Linked DNA regions of Homo sapiens: region 2 is linked to region 1. A link is an interaction called in ENCODE POLR2A ChIA-PET data of the cell type or tissue named here. Cell type or tissue: HCT116. All regions are shown on one strand. Each heading gives the region's core, and the rest is flanking DNA. Links, peaks and the distances in the headings are about the cores only. Region 1 has its middle 23 kb from the start of PKP1. Region 2 overlaps TNNT2 (troponin T2, cardiac type).

Evidence for each region. ChIA-PET counts read pairs that join two places held together with the same protein. Peaks named below come from ENCODE experiments on the same cell type or tissue, not always from the same donor. Only the 100,000 strongest peaks of a DNase experiment are listed, where the experiment ranks them.
Region 2: POLR2A ChIA-PET joins it to region 1 with 5 read pairs; 8 of 35 experiments call an interaction of 5 or more read pairs at or near these places.

Annotation. Positions count from the first base shown.
Region 1 is chr1:201,258,194-201,263,560 of GRCh38, reverse strand. No RefSeq gene overlaps it. Among named protein-coding and RNA genes, the nearest start is that of PKP1, 23 kb to the left of the region's middle. In HCT116, for the core only: a CTCF peak has its summit at 4,505 (motif pointing right); no DNase peak of the experiment used is centred there; H3K4me3 peaks cover 1,485 bases; H3K27ac peaks cover 1,630 bases.
Region 2 is chr1:201,371,607-201,376,973 of GRCh38, reverse strand. TNNT2 (troponin T2, cardiac type) reads left to right here. Exons shown (of 17, transcript NM_001276345.2): 2 at 3,706-3,760; 3 at 4,819-4,829; 4 at 4,933-4,947. The coding sequence starts at 3,720. Among named protein-coding and RNA genes, the nearest start is that of TNNT2, 3.4 kb to the left of the region's middle. RefSeq lists an enhancer at 268-764. In HCT116, for the core only: a CTCF peak has its summit at 1,589 (motif pointing right); no DNase peak of the experiment used is centred there; H3K27me3 peaks cover 747 bases.

The sequences.
Region 1 (5,367 bases), core at 189-5,188:
GAGCTCGGAAGTCCAATAAATTTTATTTGAATCATGGCTCTGCCACTTACTAGGTGTGTGACCCAGGCTGAGTTAGTTAACCTCTCAGCCCCAGTTTCCTCAGACATAAAATGGAGATATTATCTACCCACTTATCTGTCATGGAGCTTAAATGGGACAGCACAGATAAGGTGGCTGAGACACGGCAGATGCCCAATGAGGGTGACTCCTTCCTGCTGAACCCATTCCTTACTGTCATGGTCATGGATTTCCTTCACACTCCTGACCTCTGTTAGAGCTGGTGCTGGCTGGTGGCTCCTGACCTCTGTTAGAGCTGAGTGCTGGCTGGTGGCCTTGGACAGTCAGGCTTCCTCTCCGAGATCAGTTTCCCCACCAGCTGCTGGGCTGTGGGTCTAGTTGGGCTCTGCTCACCAGACCCTGTTCATAGGCCCTGGCCTTGGGTCAGATTTCTGCCAGTCAGGAGGGCAGGGCTGGGCTGCATGCTGGAGAGAGCCTTCAGATTCCAGGGCTGGAGGAGAACGGAAAGAGATGCCTGTCGACCACAGTTCTCCAACAGAAACATGACGTGAGCCACCCGTGCAATTTAAAATTTTCTAGTAGCTGCATTTTAAAAAGTAAAAAGAACTGGTGAATTTTAATGTTTTATTTACCCCAAAATATTATCATTTCAACATGCAATTAATATAAAAATTGAGCTATTTTGCATCCTTCTCCTATGAAGTGTTTGAAACCTGTGCTCTGCAGTCACATGTGATACTAGACAGCAAAGATTTTCAAGACAGAAACCAAGAGTGTGATGGCGAGGAGACTGGCGTGGACAATGGAAGCATGGTGAAATATTCATCCAGCCAGCCAGCCGCCACGAGCTCCTCCCACTCCCCCTACCAGGCCCTTAGCAGGAGGCCCCTTTGCTGTATGACTCCCCTACCCAATTGGGTTTCATTCCCAACTCTGCTCTCAGTAGGTTCCCTACCTGGGAAAAAAGAAGGAAAGGGAAGGGCAGGGGACGGGAAGGGGAGGGAAGAGGGACAGAGAATAGAACAGAAAAGGTCCCTCTGGGTCCCTGGCCCTGGGGGATTTGGGGACAGGGGATCTAGCCTCAAGTCTCCCCACAACTTCATTCAACACATGTTTATGATGGCAGCCCAGCAACAGGCCTTGGGAGGAGTGGCAAGTGGACCAGGCGGGCCCCTGCCCTCATGGAGCTTCCATTTCAAAGTGGAGCAGGCTTCCTTGGTGCTCATGAGGCTCCACACTCATCTAGAAAGAGCCTGAGACCTGGAGACCTTCAGGGAGGCCTGGAGAGCTCCTTCTCGCCCAAAGAGCAGCTCCCAACTGCTCAGGGCCCAGTCCTCTGCTCCCCACCTGCCACTCCAGGTGTCCTCAGTCCACTGATGCCCTGTCTTTCACCACAGCCCATCCCCACTCTCCCTCCACCACCCCTTCCCCCGGCCACTCTCAGGCCCCACCAGGGAAGCTGGCCTGCCTGGTCATAGAGTTCCTGAAAGAAGGTAAGCTCCCTCCTGCTGTCCTGAGGGTGGGAAATCACAACAGTCAGCCTTCCTGGTGACAACAGCTGCTGGACAAAGACTACCCCTTCCTCCCATGACACAGACTCCTCACTTCATGCCTGGCATGCTTGCTGAGTGACTGCTGGGTGATGTAAATCTCCCAACTCAACAGAGACGCCCATCCAGACCAGGATTCGCCCACTCTCCCGGGCTCCTCATCGCAACCTGACATTCCTGGAGGGCGCAGGGTTTCTGCCACCAGCCAGTTGCATAATCCCAGGCATGTACCTACCTCTCTCCTCTCTCAATGTACAGCCTCATCTGTAAAATGGGGTAGTAACCCCTGCTTTTGGGATGGTTGTGAGAATGAAATTAGGTCATAAAGACTCATGGCACATGGTGAATGCTCCATGCTAGGGAGAGCCTACCCACCATCACCCCCTTGCTCACAGTGATGGGTCTTTTGGGGTGCCCGGCAGAGCCTGGGATCCATGTGCCTCTCTCTGAGGCAAGGCCCCACTACCAGGAACTTCAAAGCATATGTTGTGGAACACAAGGATCTCACTGGAGCTACTGGGGGAAGAGGGAGAAGGTTGCTCCTGGTGGGTGGGGTTCTGGACCCTTCTTGCCTAATTCGGAGTGGCTTCACTTTTGTCTGCTTTATGCCTTCAGGTTCCAAATAGCATTGTTTGAAATTTCTGATGCCTTGAGAGTTTGAGGTCACTTCTTTCTAACCTCCTCATTTTACAGATTGGGGAAATGGAGGCCTTGCCCAAGATCATAGAGAGAAGGAGGTGCAGAGCCTAGCAACGAAGCCAGAGCTCTGTGGCTACGAGCGGGTTCACTCCAGTGCTGGGGGAAGGGGGCTGCTAACTAATGCCCCACAGCTTCCCTGGGTGGAGTTCAGACTCAGCTATCAACACCCCTGGCTCAGGCAGGGCACTCAGCTCCTGGCTCCTTACCTTCCTGGATTCTGTGGGCACAGGGAGGCATCTCGCCAGGGGTGAGTACGTATAGAGCTCAGAGGCAGGGAGTGCCAAGAACATGGGGAGTGGATTCAGCCTGGACTCTCTGAGTGCAATGGGGTTGTCCTACACTCATGGAAGTCTCTGAACATAAGCCTGGGTACCCAGAGATCCCCTCTAATAGGAACAGAGCGTGAGGGGTGCCTGTGTACAAGGAAGGCAAGTCAATCAAGAAAAGGGTTTCCATGCACAGACTGGTGCCCGGTGCCAGGTGCTGGTGGGATGCGAAGGTGATTGTAACACAAGTCACTATTTACAGAGAAAGACTTTCAGGGTATGGGAATGTGCTGTATTTTGAATTTTATACATTCATCAAAATTCATCAAGATATACACTTACAGTCTGAGCATTTTATTGTATGTAAAATGTAACATCAATGACTTAAAAAATCACCTGAGGGAGACACTAGGAAGGAGAAAGATTTGAGTGGGGACCACCAGGTAGGTATGTGCCTCCTGCACAAAGGCAAAGAAAGGACTCCATCACACCACGGAGAGATGGGTGTGGCTGCCCGTCCCAGCAGCGGCCCCCGGAGGTGCCCGGATGGGTTCTGTGTCAGGAAGCTCAGGTCAGACGTGTGCACATTTTTGCCAGAACCCATCTGCGTGTGCACATTTTTGCCAGAACCCTCCCTCCGCACAGGCCTCTCTCCAGGCTGGAGGACACACCAAGACCTGCCCCCAGGCTGGGCGCAGGCCAGTTAGCTCTTGGTCCCTTTCCCGTCCTCAGCCACACCCTCAGGGTCTGGGGAAGAGGCTGGGAGAATACGCCCCTGACTTGGTGGAGGAGGATCTGTCCGCCCGCAGCTTCATTTCCCTCCAGTCCACCAACGGGCCTCCCTCTTGCAGAGGGAAATTGGGGCAGGCACAGGCCATTTGCAGAGAGGGGCTCTGGGAGCACTCTGCGGAGCTGCCCCAGATGACAGGATGTGAGCCGCCAGCGGCTTGGGGCGGCTGGCTGGGAGCCGTGTCTCATCGCTTGGGAAGCCGGGTGCAAGCGCCAACAGCTCCACTGACGCGGGAGGTGGGGGTGGGGGACAGGTGCTGCTCCAGGGAAGCAGCAGCCCCCACCCCGCCAGCCTCCCAGTCCTGGAACAAGTCCCCCATTGAGCATCCCAGGCACCTGGCGCACTTTCCCTGGGGGTCCACACCCTGGTGGAGCTCGTGCCTGGCCTCCTGGTGGGGAAAGGGCAGCCCTTCCTGGCTCCGGAGCAGGAGGTTCCCGGAAGAGGGCGGCTCTCTGGGCGAGGCCAGGCCTGGGGGAGGGGCGGATCCGCCACCGCAGCCCCCAAACAACCAGGCCACACCCCTCTTACCTATAACAGGTGAGAGCTCCCCCACCCAGGCCTCCCTGGCCAAACTCGCCTTCTGCCCTCCCTAACCTTGTAACTGCCATGACGAGGCATGACTGGCCCCTGCCATCTTCCCCTGCTGAGCTGTCCTGGTAACGTTCCCAAGCCCAGCCTCCCCCAGCTCCAGGAGGGAGGCTCACGCTGTCGACCTCTAGGGGGAAAGCCACCAGAGAAGGAGCAGAGTGGCCCAAGGCAGTCCCCAGCTCTTGGGGCTGCTCAGGATTCGGCAGTGCCCGTGATACTGCCAGGTTGAGCCAATATGAACCAACTCACTGATTTTTTTTTTAATCATTAAAAAAATAAAACCCTCCTCCAATTGTCAGGAAGGAGTTTGAAAACGGTAAGGTCAGCAGAACTGGGGGCCTTTCCTCTTCCCAGTGTCAGGGAGCAGCAAGTCTAGAAACAGGAGAGGGTTGGCCTGGAGCCTCTAGGGCCATCTTTGTGCTGTGCAGTGCCATGCCACCTCCACTGCCCCCCACTGCAGCCCTGCCTCCCTCCAGCTCTGCCCTGACACCTCGCCCAGTGCCCACTGCTCCCAGGCCAACACACACGTTTTTCCAGCTTTTGGGCTACGAGTGGGCTGCACCGGCTGAAGCCAACATCAGAGATGAATGGGACAGCAGAGCGGTCGTGCGCACTCAGCACCAGGTGGAGGCGCCCAAAGTCCACTGCGCTGTGGACGGTAGAACTGCTCCTCAGCCAATATACGAGTGGCCCTCAGAACAGGGAAGTGGCCGAGGAGGGTGGGCTTCTGCCTTAGGATGTGTCTCCTCCACAGCCCAGCCATTAGCTACGAGGGTGCTCTAGAGACCTCAAGAGCGGGGAACAGGCCCCTGGGGCTGTGAATCACTCATGGGTTGAGAAGAGGAGGGGAACAGAGGGACAGGGCTGAGCTTCCTGGGTAAAGGGGGATGTCCACACAGGGACGGGAGCTCCACAGAGAACCATTGGGGGTGAGAGTGCAGGCTAGCAGGGCTTGGCCTTAGCTGTAGGGTTCCGGGCTTTGCAGGGCACCCTACTCCCCAAAAGTGGAGGTTGGAGACAGCAGGCAGCAGCCTGAGGGGGTGAGACAATCACTCCATCACTCCATCTCACTCCATCACTCCATCTCACTCCATCTCACTCCATCACTCCATCACTCCATCTCACTCCATCACTTCATCACTCCATCTCACTTCATCACTCCATCTCACTCCATCACTTCATCACTCCATCTCACTTCATCACTCCATCTCACTCCATCACTCCATCTCACTCCATCACTCCATCACTCCATTTCACTCCATCACTCCATCTCACTCCATTACTCCATCACTCCATTTCACTCCATCACTCCATTACTCCATCTCACTCCATCACTCCATCTCACTCCATCACTCCATCTCACTCCATCACTCCATCACTCCATCTCACTCCATCACTCCATCATTCCATGTCACTCCATCACTCCATCTCACTCCATCACTCCATCACTCCATGT
Region 2 (5,367 bases), core at 32-5,031, 110 kb before region 1:
TGAGCTGAGCTCCCAGACCCTGAGCTGAGCTGCACTTGGGGGGCAGATGGGGAAAGGCCCCACTGGGAGAACCTGTCCTTGGGTGTGAGCCCAGCTGGTTGGCATTAAAGGGTTTAACCTGGGCCCCCGTAAGTGTAACCCTTGTCCCATCCCACCCCAACACCCCATCTTGGGACAAGCCTTGCTCTGTGCCCAGGAGTGGTAGAGAAAGATTCCCTTGGTTTCTAGTTTCTCCTGGGCAGGCTGAGGACTATTCAGGGAGGGGGTTGCCTGGTGTGTAAGGAATTTCAGAGCACATTCCTGGCCTGCTGTAGCCGGGAAGCTACCTGCCCTCCCAAATTCCTTTTCTGACCCATGTCTTAGAGGGCGAATCTTCCTTCTCTCTGCAAAAGTGGAATCTGAGAGGATCAGGTTGCTGGCTGCCTCCTATTTCTGACCCCCACTTCCACTCTTCCTGCCCTCTCCCCATCCCCTTACCCCCGCTCTCCTGGTGGGCTAACAGCTGTTGGCTTAGGAAAATCCCATTCGAGTGCTGGGGACAAGGACTGAGGGGTGGGGCCTGTGTTTCTCAGAAACTCGGAGACTGTTTCTACAGGGACAGAACTCAAGGCTCTCCTGCTTTGTAGTTGGTTAACTGAAGTCAGAGAGGCTAGGTGACTTAAATAAGGCCACACAGCAAAATCTGGGTTTTAAGCCCAGATTTTTTGACCCCAAGGTCAGTATGCCTTATGCCTTCTATTGTCTTTGCTTTACTCCCCAAGAAAGGTGACCCTGTGAACGTGTTAGGCTTCCAACACGTGTTGGCTATGAATGCATTAGGCTAGAAAGCTGCCTGTGGAAGTGGGTGGGACTTGGGTGTGAGGACACAGGTGTTTCAGGACATTCTGGTTCCTTGCCCTGCCAGGTTCTTGACTCTCTCCCATTCTGCAGCCCCCAGTCTCAGCCCACCTCTTTCCCCTGCATCAGGTCCTGCCTTTGAGCCACTGGCATGGTGGTGTCCTCTGGGCTGGCTGAAAGCCCTCCTCCATCCTGCATGTCTGCATGCTATTTTTGGGAGCTGGATGGTGCCCCCAGGAACAGGGAGAGGAGTCCAAGCTGCTCTGTCCTCCTGTGAGGCCCCAGCACCATGCCCAGTGGCTCTGAACTGGTGGAAGGGCAGAGTAGGAGAGGAGAGAGAAAGCTAGAAGCTATGCGCCCAGGCTGGCCATGCACGGTTCCTCTGAGAATTTTCTCCCTCCCACTGAGGGACAAGCTTCTCCTGGGGCTCAGGTAGGAGCTCCTCAAGTTCTCAAGTCACTAGTTCTGGCCGCTCCCCTGGGGCTTTGGGTAACAATTGTCAGCCCCACCCATCCTAGGGTTAGGAAGGCTATTCTCTTTGGCCACTCTCATCCTAAGACCTATTTGGAGAACCTCTGGGGTTTGAGTCTTTTTTTCAGCAGAATGAGGCTTGATCCCGCATTATAGCACCTCGCACATTTGATGTCTCTTCTTCTCACCCACTCACCCCACCCTGGGGGTTGGGGCAAAAAAGTGGCTCAGAGCTGCGGTTCAGAGCTCCTTGTAAACAAGGCTCCTCCCTCACTGTCCTCACCCTGCTCCAGCAGAGGGAGCAGCGGAAGGACCACTCTGCTGCAGCCATGCTTGTTTCTAACCCAGCAGAACTGGACATAATGGGAACAGGGTCTGAAGACAATCAATCCAGGGCTGCAGTGGGTGCTGAGTCTGGGGAAGCCTCCACCTGGAGGGGCAGCTGGGCAGTGGCAGCTCCCTTGGAATGGCTCAGCCTCTGGACATCACCCCACCCAACCAGAGCCCTGGCTCTTGCTGGATGTCCACAGATGAGTGCCTGGGATTGGTCTCAGCCACTATGGGGGGGATGTGCAGGGAGAGGTGATGAGGGAGTGAGCAGGACTGTCTATGTGCCTCTGTCCTCATCCTGAGGCTTGGGTCTGAAATTGGTGCTGCAGCACTGGCACGCGTGAGTGGGGCAGGAGGTGGGCAGCAGGGGAGGAGCATTGGAGGGTGGTCCTGAGCATCATTTGGATTCTTCTCCCGCCTCACTTTAGCCTCACTCTCACATCACCCTGTCCATTCTCTCCCTTGGAAGCCAACATCAGGAAGGCTGTGGAGCTGGCATATTGCACTATAACAGAGGCTGCTGTTCACGTTTCAAACAACGTGATTGTGTCCCTGGAGCAGTGCACTGTCATGGCCCCGGAGGGTTGGGTCATAGTAGTTATTAGCTGAATGCCTACACTTCACACTACCTCTGTTCCTCACACCTACCCAAGAAGAGCAGTAATTTCACAGCAAAGAGAGCTGAGATGTGGGGAGGTTAAGTGACCTTGCCAAGGTCGCAGGCAAACGCATGCTGGAGCCAGCATTCAAAACGAGATTAGTCTCACACTCAAGTGCTTGCTCTCTGCCCCCTCCCTGTGATTACATGCTCATTGTAACACCTGATGTTGCCTAATGCCTTCCCCTTTTGTTAATGTCAACTGGAGCCTCGTAAAGACCCTGAGTAGCCAGGATGTGTACACTTTATCTCCATGAGACAGAGAAAGGACTGAGGTTTGGAGATGTTAAAAAGACTCGCCTAAACACCCTCGGCAAGCTAATGGAAGAGGATCTGAATCTAGATTATCTGTTCCCAGTGCAGTGAGAAGATGATCTCAGAATGAGTTCCCTGGGGGAACATTTTTTAATCGGAATTTTCATTGACATAATTAAAGACTAGTACACAGTTGTCTTTAATAACGAGCGTTTACACACGGTGCCTAGTTTCTCCCGAGGGCAACATTTGCAAAATTAGTACTATATCAAAACCAAGATTGGACATCAATACAATCAATCTATGATCTTATTCAGATTTGCCCACAATTGCACCATGTGTATGTGAAACTCTAAACAACTTTAACCTGTGGAGGTTCACGTATCCATCACCACAGTCTACATACTGAAAAGATCCCAAACCACAAGGATCCCCGCTGTGTGCTTTGATTTATTTATTTAGAGACAAGTTCTCACTCATTTGTCCAGGCCAGTCTCTTGGGGTGCCCAAAGACCTTTTGTCCAGGTCTCACTTTTGTCCAGCACACATGGAATGGGTGTGGTGGCTCACGCCTGTAATCTCAGCACTTCGAGAGGCTGAGGCAGGAGGATCCCTTGAGCCTGGGAGTTCGAAACAGCCTGGGCAATGTGGCAAAATCCCAGCTTTACTAAAAATACAAAAATTAGTCGGGCATGGTGGTGCACAACTATAGTCCCAGCAACTCAGGAGGCTGAGGTGGGAGAATCGCTTGAGCCCAGAAGGTTGAGGCTGCAGTGAGGCTTTGTGCAGTGAAGATTTGTACAGTGCTGAACAGATCCTGTGGAGTGGGGGTGGGCAGAGTGGATGGAAAGGTTGAGAAACTGCAGACATTGTCTTGAGTGTCACAAATGGAAATGCAGCATCCCAGGCAGTATTGCCTGTTCAGGGGCAAGGAACGAAGTGGACATCAGCAGGTGGCCTTGCTGCCATGTGGGTGTCACTATCTCCCCCAGCAGGGGAGAAAACAGGCTTTTTGTTGCAGGTCACACAGCTCATGAGGGGTGGAACTAGATTCACCCTAGGCCTCGCTGATCTCTGTACAACGGGGGCCAGAGCTCTTCTGAGGAAGGCAGGCTTCCCTTTGTACCTGCACTGACTTTTTTCTCCTTTTGGAGGGAGAGCAGAGACCATGTCTGACATAGAAGAGGTGGTGGAAGAGTACGAGGAGGAGTGAGTATCTGGAGCATCTTGCCTGAGTGGGGTCCTCTCCCGCCGCTGCCCTGACACCTGGTCCAGGAGCCTCCCAGCTGTCCCTCGGATTCTGGGTAGAAGTAGCTGTGTGTGTTTTGGGCACCCCGAGGAGAGATATAGCCATTTCCTTTCCACTCCTGTACCCCTGGGTTGTAGATCCCAGGCAGAGCACAGGCCGAGAGACTTCGGGAAGCACAGAGGTTCAGCTCCAGGGTCATCAGTGTCCTTGGCCAGTCTTGGCTAGGGGCCATGAACAGAGAAGCTGAGATGTTGGGTCTCCTGAAACTGACTGAGGAAGGTTCAGTGACTCTCCAGAGGCACAGAGCTGATTATGCCCCCCAAACCCCAGCTCAGAACCCAGTGTTATCACCCTGTCTTGGATCCCTACTCTCTCATGACAGTGCCCTGCCCACAGTCCTATCCCAGAGGGAAACCAGGGGGTGGGACACAGCCAATCCAATAACTACAGAGGATAGTGGTCACCAGGGAGGAGACAGAGGTATAGGCACGGCTACTGCCCTCACAGAACTTACTCTTGTTGAGATGTTAAGACATAAACTGGGAGAAGAAATTAGCAACTGGGGGCCTGGTGTGGAGGGCGGGCTGTTGGTAGTGTAGGAGTTCTGAGGAGAGGGAGATCAGGGGCTGGAATAGTCAGGGGGCTGTGTGGAGAAGGCAGGTCTTACCTGTGTAGAATTTGGAAAGATAAGAGATTTGGGAGAGGGCAGGACTTTCTAGAAAGGGGTACAGCTTGGGCAAAGATGGAAAGAGTAAGTGAGCAGAACGCTGGTGAGACCAAGCTGGCTGGGGCGGAGGCTTGCGGAGGATGGTAGGAGGCAGCCCTGCATGAGAACGGCAGGCCAGGCTAGTGGGTGTCATTGCAAGGTGGGCAGGGCAGCGTGGACTCCACTAGGCAACAAGGGAAAAGAAAGGGGGATTATCTTTGGGGAAAGGCCAGTGTGTGCATGTGTGTGCAGGCGTGTGTGTTTGCATGTGCTTGTGTGCGAGCTACTGACAGTGTTTCCTGTTGCTCTCAGGGAGCAGGAAGGTAAGCGTAAACGTGTGTACTCATTTGGATCAAAGACAGCCTGGTTCGAAACTGACCCACCTCTTCTCTCTTCTCTTGCTGCCTGGACTTCTCTTCTGAGCAGAAGCAGCTGTTGAAGGTATGTGCCTCAGGCAGGTGGAGAGCCAGAAAGGGGCAGGCTCAGCAATGTGGAAATCCTGGGAGCCCTGGGAAAGCAGCTCATCTGTCCCTGCTCCTCACTCTCAGCTGAGCAAGATCCTCCAACAACAGTGCCTTCTAAAATGGGAATCAGTCCTACCTGGGTTGCTCGGGTCTTGAGGCAAACGATTTAAACCTGTCTCTTCTGTCTGCCATTTGCTTCAAACACACTGATCACTTTTCCCAATTTTTTTTGCTTCTTCTCCCTTTTATCATGGGAAATTTTAAATGCACATAAAGGTAGCAATAATAATAATAATGGCCCCCCCTGCCCAAGGTACCCATTACCAGCTTCAACAATCATCATCTTAGGGCCAGTCTTCTTTCCTCTATACTCCACCTTCCACCAGTTATTTTGGAG